3 separate regions of the Mus musculus genome follow, and all the other regions are linked to region 1. The links are chromatin loops, found by intact Hi-C in ENCODE. Cell type or tissue: heart. All regions are shown on one strand. Region 1 overlaps Zfhx2 (zinc finger homeobox 2). Region 2 overlaps Ngdn (neuroguidin, EIF4E binding protein). Region 3 has its middle 6.2 kb from the start of Pabpn1.

Region 1 (2,500 bases):
TTTTGTTTTGCCCTTCTTGCCTTGAACTGTTGATGGCACGAAAGCCTCTAAAAAATCGGGGCTCATCTACCTGCTATCCCTAGCCAAGATTCTCAGTCACCCCTGTCCCACAGCCATTTCTTCCTGTGGTTCCCAGCATTTCTTAAGAGCAGCTCTCCCGTGGGCCTGGTCTCACAGGAGGGTAGAGGCAGAAGGCAGCCGCCACAGACCATGACATTACAGCTCAGAAGGAATTGGAGCGAAGGCGGCTGGTGTTCTGGAGGTGGGGGACAGTAGAGGAAAGGGCTGGGCCTCCGCAGAGCAGGCAGTGGCAGCCGTGTGATTAGAGCGGAGATTGATGTGAAGGGGCGCCACAGACCGCAGAGCGAGTCAATAAAACCGGAGGATCGCATTAGAGGCGACAGGGAGAGCTTTAAATTACAAGGCTGCTGCCACCACGGGGAATGGAAGGAGGGAGCCCTGGAGCCTAGGGAGGGCGGAGAGTTCTGAGGGTGCAGTCGCCCCGAAAGATGGATGGATCGACAGCTCTAAAGCGGCCCTCAGTCCTGGGAGCTCCCTCGTGGCCTTCCATTCTTCCCTCCCGTCCCAGCTCCTCACTAGGGTGAGGTGGAGAGGAAGGGATAAGGCAAGGCTGTGGAGAAACAGGCTTTTCGTTCTGGGAACTGTCTCCTTCCCCCTTCCGCCAGGTTTTCCTGTCTGCCTGTTACTCAAGAGAGGGAAGCCTGGGAGTGCTTTCAAGGCTCGACAGGAACTGCTGTCCCGCAAACAGAAGGCAGTCATAATTACTGACCTGAAGAGTAAGGCATATATGTACACACACACACACACACACACATATATCAGGAGGCAGAAACTGAAAGGCTTGAATTTGAGGTTCAGCATACAAGTGGAAGATCTTTAAGGTAGTCTTTGAGACCCTGTAGGATGGGAAACTGACAGACAACTAGAGAAGTCCTGGAGCCAGGGGGCAAGGGCAGAGCATGGAAATGGAGTTAGAGGCGCCACAGAATTTGAAGCCACGGTGGCCCAGGGTGTTTCCCTCCAAGCCCCACCTGGATCAGATTAGGAGAAGCACCACTGCCCCCTGCTGGTCACAGAGGGAACACCACCAAGCCCCAGCTCTGCAAACCGAATAAACAAAACCTGCCCCCCTCCATTTCCTCAGGCCCAGTGAAGGGCAAAAGATTTTGTGGCAACAGCTTGGGCACCAAGACTCTACCAGCCCTGAGCTTTACATCTTCAAGTGTAAGAGACCAAAGTCATGCTGGCCCGGGCCCTCACCAGCACTCAACCTTGCTTATCCAGACTACTTCCTCACGTGGAAACCTGGGAGTAATGGGGTGAGGGCCATAAGGGCAATCAATATACAGAGTGCATGGCCTGGGTGTCAGTGAGGGCCATGCTCTACCCCCTGCTTGGCCATCCCCTCCCTCGGGGCAGAGCACAGTGTTTGGAAGGAGGCTGGCATTCCTCCTGCTCCGCCTCTCAATGGGGCCAGGTTCACACCTAGTCCTCCCACCATTTACTGCTTTGCTTGGCGATTATCCCTCTTTGCCCCTCCTCTAAAGCCCAGGCTGGCAGTAGATTACCCATGATCCTCCTGCCTCAGCTGATAGGTCGAGATTCCCTAGGAGGTTGGCAGAACTCAAGCCTTACTTACTTGGCCTTGGTTTATTGTTCTGCTGCTGGCGATTGAACCGGGGGTCTTGCATATGCTGGACGAGGCTTTACCTCTGAGCTCCTCACTCAGCTCTTGGCTGCTGGGTCTGGAGACACTCATCACCTCAGAGCAAAAGGAGGATGTTTCCCCGGCTCACACGCAGGCTAGGGAAGCAGCTAATACTGAGCCCAAACTGGTATGGCCTCCCCCTGCAGCATTTACATTCCCTTTGGATCTGGAGTCACAGGCAGTTGTGAATCACTAGACATGGGTGCTGGGAACTGGGACCTCACAAGAGCAGTAAGTGATCTCAACGGGCCGGGCAATCCCAGCACTTGGGAGGCAGAGGCAGGTGGATGTCTGAGTTCGAGGCCAACCTGGTCTACAAAGTGAGTTCCAGGACAGCCAAGGCTACACAGAGAAACCCTGTCTCGAAAAACCAAAAAAAAAAAAAAAAAAAAGTGATCTCAATGGCTGAGCCATTTCCCCCGCCCCCCTTTTCCCCTTTGAGACTCGGTCTCATAATGTAGCCCTGGTAAGTCTAGAACTCTCTCTGAAGACCAGGTTTGTCTTTGAACTCAAAGTGATCCTCCTGCCTCTGCAGCCCTAGTACTGGAATTAAAGGTGTGTGCTACCATATCCAAACAGTCCTTTGATCTTATTTTTTTTTTTAAGAAAATATCGATCTTCTAAAAATAATTTTTATTTACTCTGTGTGTGTATGCAGCACACAGGCACTCATTGTGGGTCAACAGGCTTGGGCACAGGTCCTGTGCCTTTATGGACCGAACCATACTACTTTCTGGTCCCTCTAGTGCTTTGAGATGGGATCTGACGAAG
Region 2 (2,500 bases), 55 kb before region 1:
GGGTCAACTATGAAGAGAGCATGATGGTGCGCTTAAGTGTTAGCAAGCGAGAGAAAGGACTGCGAAGGCGAGCGAGCGCCATGAGCTCCCAGCTTCATTCCCTCACACACTTCAGTGACATCAGTGCTCTGACAGGGGGCACTGCTCATCTCGATGAGGTAAGAGTAAGGTACGGTGGTAGCAGGAGCCGCCATGTTGTTAGCCACACGTGGGCTTCATATAGAAAGCCCGGGCAAGGGTGCTGGTGCTTAGAATGCGGGACTATTCCTCGCTTCTGTTGTCTGCAGGACCAGAATCCTGTTAAAAAGAGGAAGAAGCTACCTAAAAAAGGCCGGAAGAAGAAAGGTCAGTGACCCAGTAGGCGTTAGGTGCCACGGGAAGTCTGAGTTGGCATGCCATCTCTCAGGAACTTGTCTCAGGTCTTGTCTGTCCCTTCCATGATAGTCACTAATCTCTTTAGGTTGGCTTTTTTTCTTTTTTTCTTTTTTTCTTTTCTTTTTTTCTTTCTCAAGCTTGAAATCATTGTCTCTCACAAGGCAGTCTCTGCATTATATTTCTGTGGCCCCACAACTCACATTTCAACTGTCTGTAAATAGAAGTATAAAAACATCACCCGAGGAGATGGCTCTCTAACTGCTCATGCTCCTGTGAGTCCTAGGACAGAGAGTGCTGCCTCAGAGCACACACACACACACACCCCGGCCTCAGAGAGCACACACACACACACACACACACACACACACACACACACACACACACCCCGGCCTCAGAGCACACACACACACACACACACACCCCGGCCTCAGAGCACACACACACACACACACACCCCGGCCTCAGAGCACACACACACACACACACCCACACACACACACCCCGGCCTCAGAGCACACCTCCTAGAGCCCTTCTCTGCCTCACTCTTGGCTCCCTTCTGTTTCAGGTTTTCGGAGGCGCTGGTGATGTGGTGCGCTTACACGTGTACTTTTGGTCATCCTGGGATGCTTCTAACTTCACTGTGTGTAGGCGTTTGCCTTGGAAATGTGGAAAGTGCTTTACTAAATAATAAAATTAATTTTGTTTACGAGTGAAAGACATTTTTTGCCATACATTGTATGGTTGGAATTGCCGGGCGCGTGGGCTGTATTCAACAAAAGGATGCGGAAAGGGAAGACGATGTTTTGGGAGACTTAGAGAAGCTTGGTTTGCTGTTTCCTTTGGTAATATATTTTTCCTAGAAATTGGGAAATGATTATTTTACAAAATAGAGGCAGGATGAAGTAATCTGCCTCCCTGGCCCCAGCTCCCTGCAGGAGTTTAGAAAATAAAATAAAATCACATTGGTTTCAGCGTTTGTTGACCTGTCCAGCTTGGCCACCAGGTGGCATTAGTGGCTCAGGAAACTTGTGGTCGCTTGATAAACTAAAAGCTAGGTAGGTTGGTTCTGCCCCACTTTTCTGGACTCATCTCTTCTAATGTCCTGCTCGTAAGAGCTGATCTGTGCTCAGTCCTGGGAAGGATTTGTGAAGAGCAGCTGAAGTGACAGGCGGAGAGTCGGTGTAGGCATGACGACGTGGGGCTTCTCTGCCACTCCTCCATGAGACCTCAGTTTACCTGGGTCAATGAATCCAGCCCTTTTAAAAACTGTGTAGGGCTGGTGAGATGGCTCAGCGGGTAAGAGCACTGCTTTCTCTTCTGAAGGTTCTGAGTTCAAATCCCAGCAACCACATGGTGGTTCATAACCACCCATAATGAGATCTGATGTCCTCTGCTGGTGAGTCTGAAGTCAGCTACAGCGTACTTATGTATAATAATAAATCTTTGAAAAAATTAAAAAACTGTACAGCTGTCCTCAAGCAGGGCACAGAGTCCCTAGTGTGACAGCTCGGAGAGTGGGCACCCTCCAGGAGCTGGAGCCAGACCCAAGCCAGGATCCACATCTGAGCTCTCTGCAGAGAGTAACCTCTGTTGGTGAGCGTCTCTATAAACCCACCCTCCCCATGCCCCATGGACTGATTTCGGAGTTCTACTGGTCATTCTGATTGGTATAAGAATCAGCCAACTACAGCCTGGTAGAAGTTGGAACACTAGACTTATGGTTGCTCTACTAACTGTGGTCATGGTGAAATCATTTAATATTTTTGTCCTTTACTCTTCCTCAGCTAGAAACACAAGTGTGCTTGAATCCAGGGGCCACACCTCATTGGGTAAGAGTACCTGCCTATGAGCATGAACTTGAGTTCTGGTACCCAATACTCACATGAAAAGTCACGAAGTAGGGTCTGGCATGAAGGCTTAGCAGGTAAAGGTGCTGGACAACCTGAGTTTCATCCCTGGGACCCAGGAGGGAACTGACTCCTGAAAATGTCCTTTAGATGTCACATGCCTATGTCCCCTCCCCACAAAATTTGAAAAGAGTAATATAAATAAGTCAGGCATGGCTATACACACCTATAACCTCCTCCCAGCATTGTGGCTAACAGAGACAGGATGGGTGAGGCTT
Region 3 (2,500 bases), 180 kb before region 1:
TAGCAGTGCTGGGATACAGGCAGGCGGATCTCTTGAGTTTGAGGCCATCCTGGTCTACATAGTTACAGGGCGGGCAGGGCTATATAGCGAGACAACTGAAAACTGCTCAGGTGAGTGCAAATGGACTAATTTCTAAATTTGGGTCTTATTAACCCTGATGTCTCAAGATGGACTCATGCAAAACAAGGACAACTTATGACCCCCCTGTGAGCAGGCTTACTGTCACCTTTAATCTTAGCACTCCAGAGGTGGAAATTGAAGGTGGAATTGCTTGTCTAAATTGCAGGCCGGGAGGGGGGTTACAGTTTTATATTGTAAGTTCTGACTAAAATCTTGGGTACTATATTACCTAACGTAAGACTTGTGTTGTCAAGAAGAGACTATTGATTTTATTAGTGAGTTGTGCCTGTGTGTACCATACTGTATTTGCCCATCCTGTGGAGGCCAAAAAGAGATGTAAGAATTTGTGGAGCTGGTAAGGGCTGGAAACCAGATCTGGGTATTCTGGAAGAGCAGTCACTGCTCTTAACCACTGAACCATTACTCTAACCCAGGATGTACTCCAGCCTCAGGATATCCATCCTGCCATTGCTAGTTCTGCTGATGACTTGGTCTCATCCCCTTGAGAACCAAGCTGTTCCATGAGGCTCTAAAGCCTCTTTTGTTTTTTCTTTCCTTTCTTTCTTTCTTTCTTTCTTTCTTTCTTTCTTTCTTTCTTTCTTTCTTTCTTTCTTTCTTTCTTTTTCTTTCTTCCTTTCTTCCTTTCTTTCTTCCTTTCTTCCTTTCCTTCCTTCCTTCCTTCCTTCCTTCCTTCCTTCCTTCCTTCCTTCCTTCCTTCCTTCCTTCCTTCCTTCTTCCTTTTTTGGCTTAAAGGTGTGTGTCACCACGCCCGGCTGCCTCTCATGTTTCTTGTGTTAACAAGAGTGTTAACCAGTGTATTTTTGCATTTAACCATTGTACTACCTCTTGTTTAAGTCCCTTTCTTGAGATAAAGCTAAAATATATGATCTCTGGATACTTCTGCAGAGGCTGGTTAACAGGAAGCAGTCTACAATTCAGTATTAGAATAATAGGAGCTTGAGTGTGGTGATTGACATAGGACTAACCTCACGGCAAGAGAACTAATTGCTTATAGATCTGAACTAGACAGTATGAGGACTTGTTTTTCTTTCTGTTTTGTTAAGAGGACAGGAGACATGTCAAGAGGACTACTTTGTGAAGTTCTGGGGATCAAATCCTTGTCATGTTCCATAGCATGGGTGTTTACCCACTGGCTATCTGGTTTGGTCGTCAAAAATGAGAAAGTGAGATGTGATGCTTGCCTTTAAGCCCAGCACTTGGGAGGCAGAGGCTGGTAGATCTCTTTAAATTCCAGGGCAGCCTGGACTACATAGTTCCAGGACAGCCAGAGCTACATAGTGAGACTCTCAAAAACAGAAGAACCCAACAGTGATTGTGAAACACTGAAATTGTTACAAATGAATACTGCTCTGGTCTCGCGTATCCACTAGGGGGCACTAATTGGTTAGTTCTGAAAGATCCCTAGAAGTTGTTTTGAGACAGGTCTCACTTGTAGTCTTGGAAGGCCAGGACCTGATCCATGTGGAGACCAAACTGACTTAGAACTCATGAGATCTGCCTACTTTAACCTCTGATTGCCACGTTTTAAGGTATGTACCACCACTCCCAGAACAAATTAGTCTTTGTGAACTCTTTTGGATGTTTGATTTTGAGATAGTTGAACTGTGTCAAGCCCAGGCTGGTTTGGAACTCAGATTCTCCGACCTCTGCCTTCCAAGTGCTGGGATTTCAGATGTGCACCACCATACCTGGCAGATGAGTGGTTTTTTTGACCCCTCTGTGGTCTTAATTCTTTTATGTCCACTCCATTCTACTCTATCATGTTTGTTATTTTCTCCATTCTTTTACTAACTGGGCAACTCATTTGTCCTTGTTGCTAAAAAGATGTGTGGTACCACCAATAAGCACAAACCCAGAACTAAGTAAGGCCTTTCCCTTACCATACCCTAGCCATACTGTCTGCCACATTTGTATCATGCATCTGATAGGCATTCCAGTTGAACTTGTAGTGTTTTCATGTATGATTTACACTGATTCTCTGGCCTCAGCAAGTATTCGCTAGAGCCTTAGTAAGGCTTATGGCTAGCCTAACATCTCTGTCAAAATCATGAACATGGTGTAACTGAGGAGAGGTCAAAATGATGATGAAAAAGCCATAATACATATATAGTGTAAATGAAATTATACCAGTTAGGGTGACAAAGTGTTCTTTTTAACAAGAGACCGTTACAGAAAATCACAACCGATCAAAACGCAGAAAACGTGTTTGTGGGATGCCCAAACCCAGTGGATCTATCTACACAACACAGTTCCTACAAAGCTCAGGGAATATCACACAGATGGGGCAGAAAGACAGTAAGGACCAGATGGATCAGGAAATCAGTTGTGAGACTGTGTCTCCTAGAAATGGTATGGAAAC

What was found. Hi-C counts contacts between places; a loop is a spot of excess contacts. Peaks named below come from ENCODE experiments on the same cell type or tissue, not always from the same donor. Only the 100,000 strongest peaks of a DNase experiment are listed, where the experiment ranks them.
Region 2: a loop joins it to region 1, with 5 times the contacts of the local background. A loop is called at or near these places in 35 of 42 quality-filtered maps.
Region 3: it touches region 1 in a loop (5-fold over the local background); 3 of 42 quality-filtered maps call a loop at or near these places.

What each region holds. Positions count from the first base shown.
Region 1 is chr14:55,078,352-55,080,851 of GRCm38, forward strand. All of the region lies in intron 1 of Zfhx2 (zinc finger homeobox 2), which reads right to left. Among named protein-coding and RNA genes, the nearest start is that of Zfhx2, 12 kb to the right of the region's middle. In heart, a CTCF peak has its summit at 1,117 (motif pointing left); no DNase peak of the experiment used is centred here; H3K4me3 peaks cover 1,024 bases; H3K27ac peaks cover 822 bases; H3K27me3 peaks cover 293 bases.
Region 2 is chr14:55,023,049-55,025,548 of GRCm38, forward strand. Ngdn (neuroguidin, EIF4E binding protein) reads left to right here. Exons shown (of 11, transcript NM_026890.2): 9 at 2-158; 10 at 288-345; 11 at 941-1,090. The coding sequence ends at 960. Among named protein-coding and RNA genes, the nearest start is that of Ngdn, 8.8 kb to the left of the region's middle. In heart, a CTCF peak has its summit at 1,374 (motif pointing right); no DNase peak of the experiment used is centred here.
Region 3 is chr14:54,899,087-54,901,586 of GRCm38, forward strand. No RefSeq gene overlaps it. Among named protein-coding and RNA genes, the nearest start is that of Pabpn1, 6.2 kb to the left of the region's middle. In heart, a CTCF peak has its summit at 1,497 (motif pointing right); a DNase peak (open chromatin) is centred at 1,425.